Linked DNA regions of Homo sapiens: all the other regions are linked to region 3. Evidence: chromatin contacts called from ENCODE Hi-C or POLR2A ChIA-PET data. All regions are on one chromosome and are shown on one strand. The core of a region is the stretch at or near the end of the contact, and the rest is flanking DNA. Distances in the headings are between cores, read along the strand shown. Region 1 holds the start of DOLPP1 (dolichyldiphosphatase 1). Region 2 holds the start of RALGPS1 (Ral GEF with PH domain and SH3 binding motif 1). Region 3 holds the start of NAIF1 (nuclear apoptosis inducing factor 1). Region 4 holds the start of LINC00963 (long intergenic non-protein coding RNA 963).

Evidence for each region. A loop is a pair of places that touch in the nucleus more often than their neighbours do. ChIA-PET counts read pairs that join two places held with the same protein, here RNA polymerase II (POLR2A). Pooled maps may share reads with other maps.
Region 1: a loop to region 3 is called in a map of B cell, with 10 times the contacts of the local background. The contact joins the promoter of DOLPP1 here to the promoter of NAIF1 in region 3. A Hi-C loop is called at or near these places in 1 of 168 maps with a recorded cell type or tissue (B cell), 1 of 37 single-sample maps with no recorded cell type and 6 of 50 pooled maps. POLR2A ChIA-PET finds 5 or more read pairs at or near these places in 1 of 52 experiments (naive thymus-derived CD8-positive, alpha-beta T cell).
Region 2: a loop to region 3 is called in a pooled map, with 13 times the contacts of the local background. The contact joins the promoter of RALGPS1 here to the promoter of NAIF1 in region 3. A Hi-C loop is called at or near these places in 4 of 50 pooled maps. POLR2A ChIA-PET finds 5 or more read pairs at or near these places in 2 of 52 experiments (BJ and GM10248).
Region 4: a pooled map shows a loop between it and region 3 (5-fold over the local background). The contact joins the promoter of LINC00963 here to the promoter of NAIF1 in region 3. A Hi-C loop is called at or near these places in 5 of 50 pooled maps. POLR2A ChIA-PET finds 5 or more read pairs at or near these places in 2 of 52 experiments (CD8-positive, alpha-beta memory T cell and WTC11).

The regions. Positions count from the first base shown.
Region 1 is chr9:129,078,778-129,083,272 of GRCh38, reverse strand. It overlaps DOLPP1 (dolichyldiphosphatase 1), which reads right to left and starts at 2,162. Exons shown (of 8, transcript NM_020438.5): 1 at 2,066-2,162. The coding sequence starts at 2,141. RefSeq lists a silencer at 1,735-2,464.
Region 2 is chr9:126,912,042-126,916,764 of GRCh38, reverse strand. RALGPS1 (Ral GEF with PH domain and SH3 binding motif 1) reads right to left here and starts at 1,983. Exons shown (of 19, transcript NM_014636.3): 1 at 1,790-1,983. RefSeq lists an enhancer at 1,022-1,091 and a silencer at 1,582-2,011.
Region 3 is chr9:128,065,397-128,069,840 of GRCh38, reverse strand. NAIF1 (nuclear apoptosis inducing factor 1) reads left to right here and starts at 2,521. Exons shown (of 2, transcript NM_197956.4): 1 at 2,521-3,250. The coding sequence starts at 2,740. It overlaps SLC25A25 (solute carrier family 25 member 25), which reads right to left and starts at 1,609. Exons shown (of 11, transcript NM_001330988.2): 1 at 1,261-1,609. The coding sequence starts at 1,521. RefSeq lists enhancers at 503-582, 2,333-2,662 and a silencer at 1,313-1,882.
Region 4 is chr9:129,486,824-129,491,652 of GRCh38, reverse strand. LINC00963 (long intergenic non-protein coding RNA 963) reads right to left here and starts at 2,993. Exons shown (of 5, transcript NR_038955.1): 1 at 2,354-2,993. LOC124900275 (extensin-like) reads right to left here and starts at 1,704. Exons shown (of 4, transcript XM_047424330.1): 1 at 525-1,704. The coding sequence starts at 1,172. The coding sequence ends at 570. RefSeq lists enhancers at 1-515, 516-1,175, 1,176-1,835, 3,156-3,815, 4,476-4,829 and silencers at 1,489-1,783, 2,788-3,147.

The sequences.
Region 1 (4,495 bases), core at 913-3,412, 1.0 Mb before region 3:
CCAGAGCCAGCACTACCCTGGGGTTTTCCTGAAGATGCTACCAGGGACTCTGGCCTCTCTACTCTCTGATCCAAGCCCCCTCAGGCCTCCCACTGCCCTTAGGACAAGTTCCCCCTCAGCCCAGCTCATCTGGCCCTGCACAGTCCTGGCCCTGCTTCCCTCTCAACCTCTGCTCCAGTTCCAAGGACCAAACTCGAGTTCCCTGAGCGCATCGTGCCCTGTCCTACTTCTGGACCTTTGCACACAGTTTCCCCCCACCTGGGACGCTCTCTGGGTGAACTCAACAAACAACTAAGAACCCACCACAGTGGCAAAAAAAAAGACACATATGTCCCTGCTAGTGCAGAGCTTGAGGTCTGACGGGAGAATCTGCCATCCAGACTCAGTTCATGATCCACTAATGTAGATATCAGGACAGCATCTGGGAGTAGAGACAGGGTCTCTTTATATCCCACTCTATCCCCCAAGCCCAGCACAGGGCCTGGCTCTTAACTGGGCTCAAAAACTGTTGAATGAATGAAGTAAGCAAGTGACGGTGTGAAGAGGGGTGTGACGGAGAAGTGCAGGGAACCATGGAAGCATTAATAGGGGACTAGACCTCACCAGATGCTCCAGGCTCAGCCAGGTCCATCACAGCCTGTATCATGCTGCACACAACTGCCTGCCAGGTTCCTTCTGGCTTGTTGGATTGTGAGCACTCCAAGAAGCTACTCTGAGGCCAGGAGGGGAAGCTGTGAAGGTGCAGAGGCCTTAGCAAGTCTTTCCCCACCTCCAGGCTTTGGCTTTCCTCTTATAAAGCAGCTGGTTTTCATAGTGCAGGAATGCAGGGATATTTCAGGCCTGTTAAGCATTCTAAAAACCAGAGCTAGCCCAGGGCCTAGCACTCAGAAGTGTTCAGTGGATATTGACTGAATGAATGAATGGATGAATGAATGGTAGACAGGCAGGCAGGCAGGGCCCAGGACCTGGCAGGGCCATACCACCCCCAGTACAACCCAGAACACCAGCGTCAACGTTCTTTGGCATTCAGTCCTGGTGCCCTCAGCGGACCCAGGTTCTCACATCTCGCAAGACAGCAGCATGAGCAGGCCCTTCCCAGGCAACCAGGGCTCAATGAGGGGCTCCAGCCTTCCCTGGCACTCAACCATCTTACCCAGGGAGGGTCTTGCAAGGTGGGATAACATTAACTGCAGGTATTTACTGAACGCTTACTGCATGCCGGGCACTGTACTCAGCCCTTCTTGTGCCTCCTGCTATTTGATGCTCATACCATCACCAGAAGGTAAGCACTGTAATCAGTCCCACTTTAGAGATGAATTAACTTAAGCAGAGGCAGGCACCTGCACAAGGCCTCAGCCTCAACTGGAGCCCAGATGGGTCTGACCCCCACGCCCAGGCTCTGCGCCACTCTTACTAGACAGCCTCCAGAACGCCGCTAATGGACCTCTCAACTGGAAAGCCCTGCACTTCGAGAGGTGTGTCTGATGGGAAGCAACAGAAGTCAAGTTCCCGGAGGCTGCCCGCCCCCTCATCGGGTCCTCTCTGTTGTGGAATCGTGCCCTGCTCAGGGCGTGGCACCACAAGTACTCAAAAGCCTGGCTTCGGCTTGCACACTCCCAGCAACGGGGAGCTCTTTCTCTTACAAGCAGCCCAAAGCACTGTTCGAAGGAAACAAGACACTCCCTGCACGCTGGAACAGGAGTGCGGCCTCTCTGGGACAGGGGAGGGCGGGGAAGAAGGGCCAAGGTCCAGGCCAGGGATCTTTTCTCGCCTCACACAGATCCTCAACCCATTTCAGCCCACCGGCGCCCCGGGACCCGGGGGAGCGCCCTGGCCGCGCAGCCGCAGAGTGCGCGAGCGAGCGCCTCACAATTTCGCCCAGCTCATCCTCGCACCACTGCGCCTGCGCGGCGCGCGCGCCGGCCGAGCCCCTCCGTGGTTCACTATTTGACAGTTCCCACCCCGGTCCCCCGGCGCCCCCTCCGCGGGCTCGAGCAGGCCGGAGCGCCCGGGACTGAGAGGCCGTCCCTGGGAAGGCGTCCTTGGAGCCGGGACCGCCTTTTACCTGCAGGATATTCGACGTGGGTGAGGGTCACCGGCCGCCATGAAGCGGGGAGCGAGCACTGTCCGTCCGCTGCCATCTTACCCGGAGACCGGGCTTCTTCGAGCAGCCAATGGGGAGCCAGGGGGGCGGTGGTCCTGACCTATCACGCCGGGGAGGCGCCGTGCACCCAATCGGAGGCCAATATAGGTAGCGGCGCAGCCATTCAGCGTGCAGGCCGTGGGGGCTGGCCCGAGCGGCGAATCAGAGAGCGGGGCCCCTGGGAGCCAACGAGCCGCCCCAGCTGGCGCCCAATCTGGGGCGAGCGCAGGTAGGCATCTGGCCAATCAGAGAAGGGGAGGGTTCCAGCACCGAACAGGGAGCATAACAGCCAATCAGAAGGTGAGGCTGCCTCAGCTTGTGGGCAGGGCGGGCCAATCAGGCGCTGGCTTTGGGGGCGTGTTGAACTTTGGTGGGAGCTTTGGTTCGGCTGGGACCTGCGCCCTGAATGAAGGCTTCCCTGGTACCCCCTGCCGATCCGCGGTCTTGGGGACCTGCGCGTCCGATAGCGCGTGCTCGAAGAGGAGAGGCAACCTCAGCTCCAGGGGGTTTGAACCGACCCACTTTCAGTTACGAGTAAACTGAGACCAGAGAGCAGAGGGGGCTTATTTCCCTCTGCCCCATACTGGCCGGCGAAAGGGCAAGTCACACAGAGCAGGCGACCTTTTTGTCAAAAGTGTGTGGGGCGGGGCGCGCAGTAGGCGCCCTAAACGCTGGACTGAACAGAGAAGCTTAATTGATACTTAAGAGTGGAAGCTTAGCTACAGTTAAGGACTCCTTCCTCCTTTCATTCATTTAATAAAGATTTATTGATTCAGTCACGTCTATGCTACTTAATGAGGCGTCTTGGGAGCATTTCAAACAAGAAGTCGGTTTTCCACCTACCCCTCAGTTTTCCCAAGACATTCCTGCGTGAACAGCCACACCTTCCCACCCGCCTTCACCTCTCCTACCCGACTCTGTCTCTGGCTGGATTGGATTACAGTGCAGGTAAGGTGGGCTGGGAGGGCTCAGCCTCTTGTCTCCTGCCGCTAGCATGTGCTGTTTTTGTCTGTTTGTTTGTTTTTTGAGACAGGGTCTTGCTCTGAGGCCCAGGCTGGAGTGCAGTGGAACGATCTTGCTCAGCCTCCTGGGTCCAAGTGATTCTCCTGTCTCAGCCTCCCGAGTAGCTGTGACTACAGGCGCGCACCACCGCATCCGGCTAATTTTTGCATTTTTAGTAGAGACCGGGTCTTACCATGTTGGGCAGGCTGGTCTCGAACTCCTGGCCTCAGGTGATCCACCTGCCTCGGCTCCCAAAATGCTGAGATTACAAGCGTGAGCCGCCATGCCCAGCTAATTTTTTTTTTTTTTTTTTGAGACGGAGTCTCGCTCTGTTGCCCAGGCTGGAGTGCAGTGGCACGCCCGGCTAATTTTCGTACTTTTCGTAGAGACGGGGTTTCACCGTGTTGGTCAGGATGGTCTTGATCTCCTGACCTCGTGATCCGCCCACCTCGGCCTCCCAAAGTGCTGGGATTACAGGTGTGAGCCACCGCCCCTGGCCACCATGTGCTGTTTTGCTGCGTGGGATGTACTGCCTCTCCTGCCCTACTTTGCCCGGCCCAATCTGGTTCAGGTGTCTCCTCGGCTTACAGGTTTCCACAGTCAAGTGAGGGGCCAGTACTGGGCTCTCACGGTTGCATTTCCTGTCCTTTCTCAGCCCTGACCTCACTGGACTGTAATCGGCTCCCTATCCCTCCCAGTCAGCAGCGGCTCTCAGATTCATGGAGTGCTGAGATCAGCCTGTAGAAAACACAGATTCCTGGGTCACAATGGGGCCTGGGTTGATCCAGTAGGTCTGAGTTGGAGCCCAGGTGTCTGCATTCTTATGTGCTCTGGTGGTTCTGATACAGGTGGTTACAGCCACCACTGGAGAAACCCTGGGCAACATGAGGACAGGGCCTGGTACATCCTGAGCCTGGTCCAGACCAGACCTAGAGCAAGTGTCTGATAAGTGACACGAGCGCCCCTGAGGTGAGTTGAGAATTACCCAGGAAATCCCACTGAGAGTGGCTCTTTCTGCGAGTGGCCAGGCCAGTAGAGCGGGGACCGTGAGCTGGCCTGTGTGGCCGGAGATGATGGCGACTCAGAACCCACCAAAGAGCCCAGAAGGCCCACTGCCCTGCTGTGCGCACTCCCAGCCTGGGCTCGTCGGGGTCAGCTGGCCTCGGTTTCCTCAGGCACTGTCATTATTAGCCTCTGAGAAGCAGGAGGTGTGAGGAGCGGGCCGGGAGCTTCTCAGAATAGTTCCCTGGGACAGGACAGCCATCCATGATCTGGGCCACATTGCCGCTCCCAAATAGGCCTTGGGAGCAAAGTCCATGAAATGCAGGCCTGTCAGTGCTGGGAGCCTCC
Region 2 (4,723 bases), core at 734-3,233, 1.2 Mb after region 3:
CCATCGCCCAGGGTGGAGTGCAGTGGCACGATCTCGGCTCACTGCAACCTCCGCCTCCCACGTTCAAGCAATTCTCGGCCTCAGCCTCCTGAGTAGCTGAGATTACAGGTGCCCGCCACCATGCCCGGCTGACTTTTGTATTTTTTAGTAGAGAGGGGGTTTCACCATGTTGGCCAGGCTGGTCTCGGACTCCTGACCTCAAATGATCCACCCGCCTTGGCCTCCCAAAGTGCTGGGATTACAAGCGTGAGCCACCGCGCCCGACCCTCTTGGAATGTGGTAAAATCGGGGTCTGTACTTGGATGGGGGCAGAGGGACTTCCATAGCCTCAGGCCTGAGCTTTATGTTCCAGCTCAGAGTCCTCACCGGGGTTGGGGTCTAAAGGTCAGCAAACAAATGTTCTGCTGCTTCCACTTGCCACTGCTCCCTGCGTTGCAGCAGCTCCCTCAGAGGCCTCGCAGAGAGAAGCAGTCACGATCCAAGACACGGCTGAGTCTTTTGGGAACTCCCAACAAAACCTCATCCCAAACTGCGAAAAGACAGTGGTCTAGTCTCACCTCTTAACTAGAAACAAACCCTCTCTTCTTTAGACTCTCCAGTCCCTGAATCCAACCTGCCCATCGGCACAAGAAAAAGGAAACTCATAACTTTATCCAGCGATTTGCTCAGTAGGCACTGTTTCATCCTATCCTCACCAGGCCCCTGGGAGGCACACAGGCAGGTACTAACATGCTCATTTTGCAACGGAGGAAACAGGTGAAAAACTCTCCCAGGTAGCATAGTCAAAAGCTTCTGAATTCTCATCCCTGCTCTCCCCACTTAACAGGCTGCCATTTCAGTCTTTTTGAGACGCACTGCTGAGATCTACAGCAGCTTCTGGTACCAGTGGCCAGCAAGCCAGGACCCCTCCCAAGCCTCATACTACTCTTCAAGCACACACATTTTTCAACAACCGATCATCCAATGACAACCAACCCCCCGCCCCCCGCATCCTGGCAAGCCCCTTCAATAGCAACAGGAAAGCCCCTGAGGTGCGAAAAACAGCGCGCCCCACTTAGGGCGCGGCGTAGCATAGGGGAGGCAACCGGCCAGTAACCAGGGCAGCTGAGCTCCAAGCCCGAGTCAGCAGAGGCACAGGCAGGCCCGGACGGCCCTTCTAGCGGCAGCCCCGGATGCCCCCAGAATCCTCAGGGAGCCCAAAGCCCCCGCTCCCACCCAAGCACCCCTGGGCAGCGGAGAGGGCGGCCTTTCCTTCTCGGGCGACCACTCACCCTCGCCTGCTCCTCACCTGGGGCCCTGCTTCCGTACCGCAGCCACCCGGGCCCCGCCCCCCACCGCTGCAGGTCCCCGGGCCCCGCCCCCCGCACCTGTGCTTTCCTTGGGTCCAGCGCGGGCCGCACCCCACAGCCCCGCCCACGGCAGCCCCGCCGGCCCCGCCCCCCGCACCTGCAGCCGCGGCGCCCCGCCCAACTGCCCCCCCGGCCCCGCCCCCCGCGCCCGCGCCTCTTCCCCGCCGTCCTTCACGCTCCCGGGGACCAGCGCGCCCCTGGCCCCGGACCCCAGAACCCCCGGACCCCGGCCAGGCCCCGGCGCCGGGCACCCGCAGGCACGGCCCCGGCCCCGCCTCCCGCACCGAGGCCCCTCCCCGGCTTCGGCGGCCCTCGGGGTCCCGCCCCCCACACCTGCAGCTCCCTCAGGCCCGGCCTCAGGGCCCGCCCCGCCCCGCCCCGCCCCGTCGGCCGCGCCTCTCACCGCCGCTCTCCCCGCCGCCGCAGTCCCGGCCGGTCACCTTGACGCGGGCCGCAGTGGCTGCCGCCGCTTCCTCATGGCCCTGGGAGCGGCCCAGCGGCAGCGGCGCCTTCGCTTGGAGGCCGGGGCCACGCCGAGCCGGGCCGGGGCCGGGCCAGGCGCAGCTGGAGCGCGGGCAGACGCGGGAGCGGAGCCGGTGCCCAGCCGCAGTAGGAACCGTCCGCTCCAGGGCCTGAGCGGCGGGCCTCTCATCCAATCGGCGCGCGGCACCAGAACAGCCCCCCAACCAGCTCGTTGTAGGGGCGGAGACACGCAAATCGGCCGGCTGGTCGTACCAGTGCGCAGCCGCTGCATCCGCGGTCCTCCCGGGCCTCGGCCTCCGAGCTCATCTGCAGACGCCCTCCCCGCCCGCAGGGATGCTGCGCTGCCAGCACACCCGGCCCGCCGCCCGCCACGCCCATCCCCTGCCTAGAAATAGCCGCGCATCTTATTCCCCACACGGCCGTCCAGGCCTCACCCGATATCCCCCGTAAATCCCTACCTGGGATTTATCGTTTTCAACAAAAATGGTTTTGTGAGCGAGACATCGCCTTAGTGCCCATTCTTCACAGCTGGGAGGTAGGCACAGAGCCCAGAACGTCAGAGCCAGAAGAAACCTCGGAGTTCCTGGCGGGGCGGGGGGGGGGGCGGTCTCATCCATTTTACAGCTGGGCAGAGTTAGGCCCAACGAGGTGAAGGGACTTGCCCAAGACCACACAGGAGCAAAGCTGGGGAATGAGCCCGGATCCTGTCTCTCTGCTCCCACATCTTTACTCTGTGCCAGGCACGGTGAGGTGGGCACAGAGGTTAAGTCATTTAGCTAGAGTCGCAGGGATAATAAATTGCAAAGACAATTGAAGCCAGGTCTGTGAATCCCTGGAAATCTGGAACCACAGCAAAACTCCGTTCTGCCTCCCACAGACAGGAGGTACTATGACCTGCCCTACTCCGAAAGATTCTTGGACAAATAGAACATCATTCTGACAATCTTCAAAGTAATTTTGCAGTAATATGAATGAATATGGAATGATTGGTTATTATGCTTCCCAAAGCTTATGAAAGGAAAAAAGAAACAAACAAAAAAGAATATAAATAGAGTCAGTAGAAGTTAAACCACCTGTGTCTTAAAAGACCTCTGGGAGAAGTTTCTGCTATTTTGTATTAAGAAAACGGTAATCATCGAAGAAGGTGCTTAATTATTTTGCATAAAGAGAACAAGAGCCTGGCGAGTTGGCTCATGCCTGTAATCCCAGCACTTTGGGAAGCCAAAGCGGGAGGATTGCTTGAGTTCAGAAGTGTGAGACCAGCCTGGGCAACATGGCCAGACCCTGTCTCTAATAACAATACAAAAATTAGCGAGGCGTGGTGGCGCAGACTGTAGTCCCAGCTACTCAGGAGAGTGAGATGGGAGTATCACTTGAGCCCGGGAGGTCAAGGCTGCAGTGAGCCTCAAGTGATGGCGCCACTGCACTCCAGCCTGGATGACAGAGCGATACCCTGTCTCAAAAAAGAGAGAGAGACCATCCTGGCTAACATGGTGAAAACCTGTCTCTACTAAAAATACAAAAAATTAGCCGGGCGTGGTGCGGACGCCTGTAGTCCCAGCTACTCGGGAGGCTGAGGCAGGAGAACGGCGTGAACTTGGGAGGCGGTGCTTGCAGTGAGCTGAGATCGCACCACTGCACTCCAGCCTGGGCGACAGAGCGAGACTTCGTCCCAAAAAAAAAAAAGAAGAGAGAGAGAGAACAAGAGACAGTGTAGTGCAATGGTTCTGCCCTGGCTCTGCCACCAGCAAGCTGTGTACATGTGAGCAAGTTACTTAGCATATCTATGTGCCTCCGTTTCTTTCTTTTTTTTTTTTTTTTTTTTTGAGACGGAGTCTTGCTCTGTTGCCCAGGCTGGAGTGCAGTGGCACGATCTTGGCTCACTGCAACCTCCGTCTCCCAGGTTCAAGCAATTCTCCTGCCTCAGCCTCCCAAGTAGCTGGGATTACAGACGCCAGACACACCATGCTCAGCTAATTTTTGTATTTTAGTAGAGATGGGTTTTCACCATGTTAGCCAGGTTGGTCGCGAACTCCTGACCTCAGGTGATCTGCCTACCTTGGCCTCCCAAAGTGCTGGGATTACAGGCTTGAGCCACCGCGCCCAACCTGCCTCGGTTTCTTTATTGAAAGATGAGAATGATAAAAGTAGCAACCTCTTTAGACAGGCTGTTGGCAGGAATTAATGAGATGATACATGGAAGAGTGCCTGGCACCTAACAGGACCTCAATAAACATTGGCTACTATTATATTTACCTGTGTGACTTTGGGCAAGCACAGAAGTGTGTGCAATGTACGCTTGCTAAATGGCATCTATACTTTTATTATGCTTATGCATACTTTCTAAGTTTTTTCAATGAACACAGATTCTTTTGTGATATATTAGAAGTTATTATAAACCCAATTTTAAAATGAGGAAAGGTCATTTAATATTGATTCTTGATGCTTCCAGAAGGATGTATTCATTCTTTCTACAAATATCTAATGGTTCTCTGCTATGCGCCAAGTGCTACTGTAAATGCTGAGAAAACAGCAGTGAATAAAAGAGACAAAAATTCTTGTCCTCGTGGAGTTGACATTCTAGTGGGGTAAGGCAGCTATTAAAATCAATATTTACAGTAGTAGGCTAGATAGAGAAAAGTGCTATGGGAGTAAAATGAAGCAAGGAAGAAGGGAGTTCAACGTTAAAGAAGACAGAAAAGTTTAGATGGTGATAAGCGAGAAATAATAGGTTTCTTAAAGCAATAAAGCCAAGTGCAGTCTGAGAAAGAGAGAGAGAGAGAAGGATCTGAATAGACATTTCTCCAAAGAAGATACACAGTGGTCAATAAGCACATGAAAAAGTGCTCAATATCATTAGCCATTAGGAAAATGCAAATCAAAACCACAAT
Region 3 (4,444 bases), core at 1,272-3,771:
GGCGGAGGCTGCAGTGAGCCAAGATTGCACCAATGCACTCCAGCCTGGGAGACAGAACCAGACTCCGTCTCAAAACAAACAAACAAAAAAAACTTGTCTCTAAATCTCCTGGACTTAACCATTCTATCTTGCGTAGTGTTACTCTTGGTCCTCCTAGGCTGATCCTAATAGTTAGCGCTAAATACCTTGGATGTTGATCCAAGAATCTTGAACATGAGTTAACAACACCTATGTACACCCACCCAACAAATTGGTTTAATTCATTGGCGGTTTACCAGATTCTTTTCATACTTGGCTACGAGATTCTCTAATTGTCATGTGTACAAATGGACCAAACTAACTCAGCAGTGAAACAGGTTCTTAGGTAAAGTACTCAGGAGTCCTATTCCAGGCTGTAAATCAGGCTAAGCTACAGTAAATGAAATACTTGGGAAAATGGCAGCTACACCCGCCAAGTCAGACTGAAGGGGGAAGAGACAGAAGGGAAAGAAACAGCCTCTGCTCTGAGGTTCTCATACAGAAAGGCCAGCACTTCTCTTCCTGGCAGGCCCAGGGATGACCATTTCTCTGCGCCCCTATGCCCACACCTCGGCCAAGAGCCCACAATAGTAACAATCTCGCTTTGACTTTTAGAAAAAAAATTTCCCCCGGATTCTTTCACTCCGTCCACACTCCAACCCCGCGGGGATCACGATCCCATTTTCTGGATAAACAGGGCAATGGAGATGAGCCTAAACCATGAGAACTGTCAGTCTTCGCCGCCAACGTCCACACGGATCAGCCTGAAACCCCAATACCAATTTTTTTTTCAACTCCCACATGTTCCTGAGAGGAACCAGATCAGGGCCCACGGCTGGCATGGAAACGAGAGGGAAAGGAGGGGGTGCTGCTGGGGACTGATGGATGAACCCATCCTTGGGTGAAGGGAGCGTCCAGCTTGGCCTTGAGGTCAGGAGGTGACAAAGGCACACTCCTGAGACCTGGCCTTCTACTCTGGGCAAGAAAGGGCTTTTCGCCCATCAGAAAGCCCATAGGATGCCCACCTGTGTCCACGAAGAACCCGGCTCAAGCACCCAAAGAAGTCAGGAAGGAGCCCCGCTCCCACCAGGGCATAAGTGGGGTGTCCCTCAGTGAGTCAGGGGGCACCCTTCCTCTGGACAGTGGGGGTTCCGCCCAGCCCAAGGGGCCGTCCCCCGAGACCTGTCACCCGGCCCTCGAGGGGCTCCCTCCCCGCCAGTGCTGAGGACGCGCGCAGCCTACCTGGAGCTCGCCCTCGGTGCGGTGCAGTCCCAGGCGCCGCAGCCCCACCGCCAGGTCGTTGACACACAGGCCGCCGTCCCGGTTGACGTCGAGCGTCTGAAAGAGTCTCCACAGGCGCAGCCGGTGGTCCGGGCCCCCGCAGATAGCGCCGCCGCAGGGGTCCCCCACGGACGCCGGCGATGAGGCAGACGAAGAGGCGGCGGTGGCGGCGGCGTCCGGCGGCGGGGAGGCCACACAGCGGCACAACACACTGCTCACCATCGGGCGCGAGGCAGGGGCTCCGGGCGCGGGCGGGAGCGGGGGCGGCGGGCCGGCGGTGACCGCGCGGGAGGCAAGCCAGGCGCTCTGCAGCTGGGAGCGCGGGCTCGGAGACGCCGGCAAGCTGGCGGAAGGGGCGGCTTCCGGGAGCCCCGCCCCTCCGCGCCCCGCTTCGCCGGCCACGCCCGGGCGCACCGAAGGCCAGTCACAGGCTCGGATGGGGAGGAGGGAGGGGCGGAGCCTGTCTAAGGACAGCCCACGCGCCACGGACTACCCGGATCAATGGGGTGGGCGGGGTCACCCGGCTCCGCCTGGGGCCGATTCAAACTGAGGGAGGCGGGGATTGGCTGAGCCGGGGGCCAAGAGAGAGAAAATCACGCAGCGATAGGCATGAGTAATGTGATTGGCAGGCGGAAGGCCCCGTGTCCAGTTTCCATTGATGAACTAACTCTGTTTAGACTGCGGGATCTTAAGGATGGGAGGAGCGGTAGTGTACGGAGAGATCGTAGCCTCCAGTGGGAAACAGGATTTGTGTGAGAGCATTTGTGAACTGCAGTTGCGAGGCAGAGTTTGTGCCGGTGGGAGGAATTAAAAGTTAATTGACCCATGGGTCACGGCCGAAAGCACTAAGTATCCTCAGGAAGCAGGGTTTTGGTAATCTAACTCCCTAAACCACCAATAAAATAGCTGAATTTAACGGCTTAATAGTCGTAATACTGACAATTGAACGACAGAATGATTTTCCAATGGAAGTGAATAAAGGTTAGGTGGGCGGGGCCCTCTGGGCGACGGACACAATTTTAGACCAATGATCAGGCGAATTACAGTAAGCAGGCGTGCTCTTTAGCTGAGCGACAGATCGAAAGAACCAGTGATCGACGTGATATTTGAGCAGCTACCAACCGGGAAGGCCGGTTTTCCCGGAGAAGCGCTGGGAGGCGGGAAGAGGGGAAGTGGGCGGATCTCCGCACACCTCGGCGGAAGAGGCAGATTCAGGAAGCCATTACGCTGCTGGCTGGCAGCGGCCGGGCCGGTCGGGGCTGGGCCCTACGCACTTTGCGTAGCGAGGGGGGTTACCAAAGGCCTAGTGCTTGGCCTCGAGCAAGCCTGGCCTATCCCCTGTAGGGGGTGGGTGAGGGGCGAGGCTGAGGAAGAAGAGAAGGGGAATTGGGGCGCTTGAGGGGATTATAATTTCTTTAAAAAGAGGGGAGGGGAGAGGCCATGGCCGTCCCAGCCAAGAAAAGGAAGATGAACTTCTCAGAGCGGGAGGTGGAGATCATCGTGGAGGAGCTGGAGCTGAAGAAGCACCTGCTGGTGAACCACTTCAACGCCGGGGTACCCCTGGCCGCCAAGAGTGCGGCCTGGCACGGCATCCTGAGAAGGGTCAACGCCGTGGCCACCTGCCGCAGAGAGCTGCCTGAGGTCAAGAAGAAGTGGTCTGACCTCAAGACCGAGGTCCGTCGCAAGGTTGCCCAGGTCCGGGCCGCCGTGGAGGGTGGTGAGGCGCCGGGGCCCACTGAGGAGGACGGAGCTGGGGGGCCTGGGACAGGCGGTGGCAGTGGTGGCGGTGGCCCAGCTGTAGCCCCAGTGCTGCTGACCCCCATGCAACAACGTATCTGCAACCTGCTGGGCGAGGCCACCATCATCAGCCTGCCCAGCACCACAGAGATCCACCCTGTGGCCCTCGGACCCTCGGCCACCGCAGCCGCAGCCACGGTCACCCTGACACAGAGTGAGTGACCTCTCCTGCCCAGGCGGCGTGCATAAGTGGGAAGGGCCAGCAAGCTCTGGGGTGGCCTGGGGAAGGTTGGCTGCCAAGGGTCAGAGGTCAGATGGGGGTCTTGGAAGACCATGAGGCCTTCCAAGAGCAGCACCCAGACAGAAGTGATCTTGCTCTCTTTGGGACTTCCTCAGCACGTGGGCTGGACTTCTGACGTGCTGGATAGCTCGCCACTGAGCATTGCCACCATGTTTGTCCATGACTTACCTCCACTTGCCGAACTGGGTGGTCCTTGAAAACAAGAGACCGTGTCTGTATCCCCACAGGACTTTTCACAGGGCCCGGCTTGTAGTAGACAGCCAGGCCATATTTGTTGAAAAAATTGATGGGAATAATACTGCCCAAGTGAGACAACGATTCTGGATTCTGTTTTCAGTGTGGGGGATCTTTCATCAGGTGCTGCTCAGGAGCCTCATGGTTCCTGGTGTTAATCTACTCCATTCATTCATTCATTCATTCATCAAACATTAGCACTTATTCTGTACCAAACCCTGTGCTGGGCACTGGGATTACCAAGTTGTCTAAAATACAGGCCAGTTATGTTCTAGTAGGACAGAGATGACACATATAGGAATAGCTTCGCCATCAGTTGGGAAAACCTCAGGCCCCGGAAGAGGAAGGGGGCTTCTTGGTGGCATAAGGACACATAGCTGACATTGGCGTTGAAGGGTGGAGGAGCTTGACCTCTCCCACATGCGCGGAGGCCCATACAGCCCAGCCAGGATCCTTTCCGTGGTTCTCAGGAATGACAACAGAACTAACTTTGGTTGGATTTTTTAGTTCAAAGAAGAGTTTGTGCCCTGTTACCTCTGCTCGTTTGTGATGACCGTGAGCTGGATCATTCAGTGATTCTCAGTGGGGGTTGGGGGAGTTGGGTGGATGTGCGAGTGCCATCCCCTCACAATGCGTATTTCTCAAGAATACACTGGGGTGGGGTAAGGGGGACAAACACGGGTCTAGGTCAGATGCTGTTCTGGAACAGGAAGGATGTTTAAGTATCGGATTGACCCAGATGATGACAGACAGGGAGACATTGACTGGGTACTTTAGCTACTGCTGCCCCATTCCCACCTCCTTTTCTGCTTCGCCATAGGGGCCTAGGAAGTCAAGTCAAGAAAGCATCAAAGGGCTGGCATGGTGGCTCAC
Region 4 (4,829 bases), core at 1,744-4,243, 1.4 Mb before region 3:
TGGAAACACAGGCGCAGCCCAGGGCTGTTCCACCCTGTGTTCAGTCCCTTCCCTCCTTGGGCCTCTGTTTCTCATCTCTGCATATGGGGTAAAATGCCCCATCCTTAGTCCGGGCTCAGGTGAGCCGCTGGGTTCCTACTGGGCCATGGGAAGGGCCCTAATACCTGAAGGGCAGGGAGGATGAGGGCAGGCAGCTCAGCTGCCCTCCCTCCATCCTGGGGCCTGCCACCTCCCCTCTGTCTTCTCCTGATTCCGGTTCCCCACCAGGAAGGGCTCACTGTCCTGCTCAGCAAGTTCTCTCAACAAGCTGGGCAGCCAGGGGGGGGTGCTCTGCTGGACTGGAGGAGCCGATGTGAGCCCAGGCCACCCATGGAGGCTCCCTCTGAAGAGAGGGAACAGACAACCCAGCCACTTGTCAGGAACCCCGATCAAATACCCCACCCCCAAGGCTCAGCACTAAGTGTCCCAGGGGCCTGATTTGCAGGAAGGGCAGCAGGATGCTCACTTGGGGGTGGAACACTCACCTGAGGGAGGAACTGTACCTGCCGAGGCTTGGATTACCCACAAACTCAGCCCAGCAGGAGCCCGCTGGCTGTGCTAACAATGTCCTCTGTGACGTTGCTGAGATTCTGCAAGGTTCTTTCAGTGTTAGCCCATTTTACAGAGGAGAAAGTTGAGGCTCCAGACAGATGTGAGCTTAAGCCTCTGGCCCAGTTCAAGTTTCCAAATATTCCAGAGGCCAGGGCCTGGGGCGGGGTGTGGGGCACCCCAAAGTCCAGGTGAGGGTGACCTGAGGGTGAAGTCTGGGTCTGGAGAGGCAATAGAGGGAGTGAGGACGGCTCCTGCCAGAAACAGGGGAGGGGTGTTTGAGACCTTGAAGGAGGTGGGACTGTGACAGTGGTGACTGTGGGAGGAGTCCGGGTCCAAGCAACAACTGGGAGAGACTTGGTGCAGGGCCCTGAGCTGAAATGGAGGAAAACGGAGCTGGGTGGGTCCCTGCCCTCAATGGGGGGTAAATGCTGAGGCTGGGGGCACGAGCCCAGAGGAGGGCACCAGGGCAGCCCAGACATGAGCTCTGTGGTCTGTGTGTGTTTACTGTGTGGCCAGAGCGTGTGAGGAGTGTGTGGAACCGTCTGTGTGATGTGGGAGTAGGGGGATAAGTGTATTGGCATATGGAGTGGGAGTGTGTATGTGTGCACGCATGCACCTTTGTGCCTGTGATCTGCGTCATGCAGTGTGTCTGTGCCTGTGTGGGATGTGGTCCCTGTGATGTGGGGCGTGTATGTCGGTGTGTGTGTGTGTTGTGGGGTAGTGCTAACCGGGACACTCTCCAGGGGAAGATCCTAGCTCGGATGGAGGTGGAGGAGTTAACCAGGAGAATGGGAGAGGGACCAGCACGTGCAAAGGCCTGGAGGCATGAAGATGGAGCCTGGAGCACTGGAGGACTTGAAAGTGGTCCAGTGAGGCTGGGAGTAGGGAGGGAGAGGCAGGGGCTGGGAGGGACAGGGCAGGCCTTCCTCCACCAGTTTGAATTCCGTTAGCTTGAGGGTGTGTACAGCCAGGAGGGGTGGAGGGGCTGAGAGGAGGCCGAGCCACCACTGACCAGGTGGAGGGGTAGGGGGTGAGCCTGGACCGGGGCAGGTGCTGGGTGGAGGTGGGGGAGTGAGAGCCAGAGCTCTCAACCAAGCCTCTGGGAGGCCGCAGGGCCTGGGATCGCAGACCCGAGCCTAATCCCTGCTCAGCCCAAGAGCTGTAGCCAGAAGGTTCTTAGTTTCCCCTCAGTAAACTGAGGTTCAGGACATTTCTGGGGCACTTGCTCTGTGTGACTGGGCAAGGGCTGGGCAGGCATTTCCAGCATGAACACGCTTTCCCAGGCCCACTGGTTGGAGGGCACCGAGGGGAGAAGGGGGACAGAGGAAAGGAGCCGGAAGCAGGATCCAGAATTTGAACCTAGGTGGTCTGACTCCAAGAGGGCCCTCTCTCTCACTTGACTTCAATAGTGACATTAGCCAACTTCAATAGTGACCCCAGGCGCGGTGGCTCACGCCTGTAATCCCAGCACTTTGGGAGGCCGAGACGGGTGGATCATGAGGTCAGGAGATGAGACCATTCTGGCTAACACGGTGAAACCCCGTCCCTACTAAAAATACAAATAATTAGCCGGGTGTGGCTGCGGGTGCCTGTAGTCCCAGCTACTCGGGAGGCTGAGGCAGGAGAATGGCGTGAACCCGGTAGGCGGAGCTTGCAGTGAGCCGAGATCGCGCCACTGCACTCCAGCCTGGGGAAAGAGCGAGACTCCGTCTCAAAAAGAAAAAAAAAAAAATTGACCCCAGTAGTGACAACAGTGACTCACCTGCCCCATGGGCTTCCAACTGCGATGGTTGTGCTCTCCTTTGACCCTGTATCCTGGGGGACTGCATACGGTAATTATATTGTTACTGCGCCTTTTTAGAGATGAGAAAACTGTGGTCAGTAGCAGAGTGGCCTGACCAGGGCTCCAACTCCCCCGTCCTACTGCAGATGATGTGGGGCAGTTTTCTTAGCACAGGCTGGAAAGCTCTCTTAGGTAACACGTGGATGACAGCGTGTGACCCGGCAGAAAAGAATTGTAATTCCGGGTGGCTGTACGACCTTGGACGGTCCTTTTGCCATCTCTGGGCCTCGATTTACCCAACTGTACAATTCGCCCCGTGAGTCTAGGAAGATTTGCTGAGCGTCTGCCAACTGGCAGATGAGGAACCGAAGTTCAGAGAGTTGAAAGCACTTGCCCCAGGTCAGGCGGCCGGCTTCGAAGCCGGATTCCGAAGGCGTGCCCTGCCCTCGGCCCCCAGCGGTGTCGTCCTGCCCCCAGGGGGCCGCGATGCGGGGCCGTTCCAGGCCCTGCCAGCCTGACGTCAAGCCCGGCCGGCGGGGCCTCGCTCTGCACAAACAGACGCCGCAGGCCAGCGTCGGGGCCGGGGGCGGCGATGACTCAGGGCCCCGAGACGGGCCGGGAAGCGGAAAGTTGTGTGCAGATGACATCAGCCGGCCGCGAGGGCGGGAGGGGGCCGGCTCCGGGAAACGGCGGCCTGGCGGGCGGCCCGGGGCAGGGCGTGGAGAGGCGGCCGCGGGGCGGGGGCGGGGACGCCGGGACGGGACGCTCGGGACCACGAAAAATGTCCCCACTCCCGCCCGCCCCGGACCCAGGCCCCGGAGCCCGGCCCCGCTTTTCGCCGGCGAGGAGCGGGCTTCACCCGCCTGCAAAGACTCCGCGCTCCCCCGCGCTCCGGAGGCAGCCGCATCCATCCTGCTGCGTCCCTGCATTTTAATTACCGCCGTATTAATATTCATGAGCCGGGACTCGAGGGGGACCGCGGGCTGTCATTTCCCTCGCCCGCCCTTCCCCCACCGCACCCCTCTTCCCGGGCTGAGTCGTGGGCTTTTTTCCTCCCGTTCTCAACCCCGCTCGCACCAACCGTTGGTGCGCAGCAGATTTGGGGGAGGGGGGTTGGTGTGAGTGTGAGCATGAGTGTGAGCGAGTGTGAGTGGGGAGGGGCCGAGTGTGAGTCTGTGCCTGTGTCTGTATGCCTGTGTGTACGTGCCTATGTGTGCCTGTGTGTCTGTCGGCAATCCCAGGGCCGTGTGTGCACATGTCTCTGATGTCTCTGTGGGGCTTGGAGAAGGGCCAAAGTCTGTCCAAGTTAGCAGGGCCTGACTGTACAAATGGGGAAACTAAGGCCTGGAGAAAGGCTGGGCCTTGTCCAAAGCCACCCCATAGGTCAGTAGCACAGGGAAGCCAGAGCCCAGGGTCTTGCGTTTGGCCGACTCTGCTCCCCGACTCTCCCGTGCTGTTGTTTGTAACAATGGCAGACAGGATGTGCTGAGCCGGCACCTCTCATATGGCCTTCCCAGCAAACCTGTGCAGCACGTGGTCCTATCCGTCCCCCGTGCACATAGGGAAACTGAGGCAACTGGTCCAGCCAGTGAGGGGTGGACTGGAGCCCAGAAGTGTCTGAATCCCAAGTCCCTGGGTTTAACGGCCCCACTGTGATGCCTCCTGGGGAATTGTGGAGTGTCCTCACTGGGGTGATCCGGGGGTACCTGGAAGTTCCTGGGTGCCCGGGCATCAGGGGGGTGTTTCCCCAGAAACACAGCCCACATTCTGTTTCCCTCCCAAGTCAGTCATCAGATGAGGCTGCCTTCCTGTGGCTCTCCCAGTCCCTCTCTGTCCTCTCCCCATCCCTGAAGCCTCCCAGGAGCTGCCCTGCACACCAGGCCTTCCTCCCTGGGCCTGAGGTCAGGCAATCACTCATTCATTCATCCAACAAATGCTTCAGTGCCAGTCACTGTGCTAGGCACTGGGGATTCTCTGCTCCCTACTCTGGTCATCTCTACCTGGCCTAGGAGCCTCCAGGCCCACAAGGGGGCTGTTCACCTCTGTGTGTGAATGCTCACTAGTGGTGGGGGACTAGGGGCACCTGTGCACAAAAGACAGCTCTCACCCAGCCTTGCCACAGAGGTCTGGGGTGCCCACATATTCAGTGGCCAGAAAGGGGCTGCGATCATCTTAGGGCTGATGGGGCGGTGGCCACACTAGGCAGCCTGAATCTTTGATTCTCTCTCCTGCAACTTGTCCTCCTCTGACTGCCAAGCCAAATAACCCCAGGGGCTGGTCAGCCTGCCTTACCCCGGGTTGAGCCAAGGCCGTCCTCCCTCTCACGTCCAGCCTAGAATAGATGGACTGTTCCCTCCTCTCTGCCCACGCAGGGCTGGGCTGGAAGTTGTGTCCCAGCCATGTCCCCTGAGCCTTTTCTCCCCTCCCTTTGGGAGCTCCGCAGGAACACAGAGAA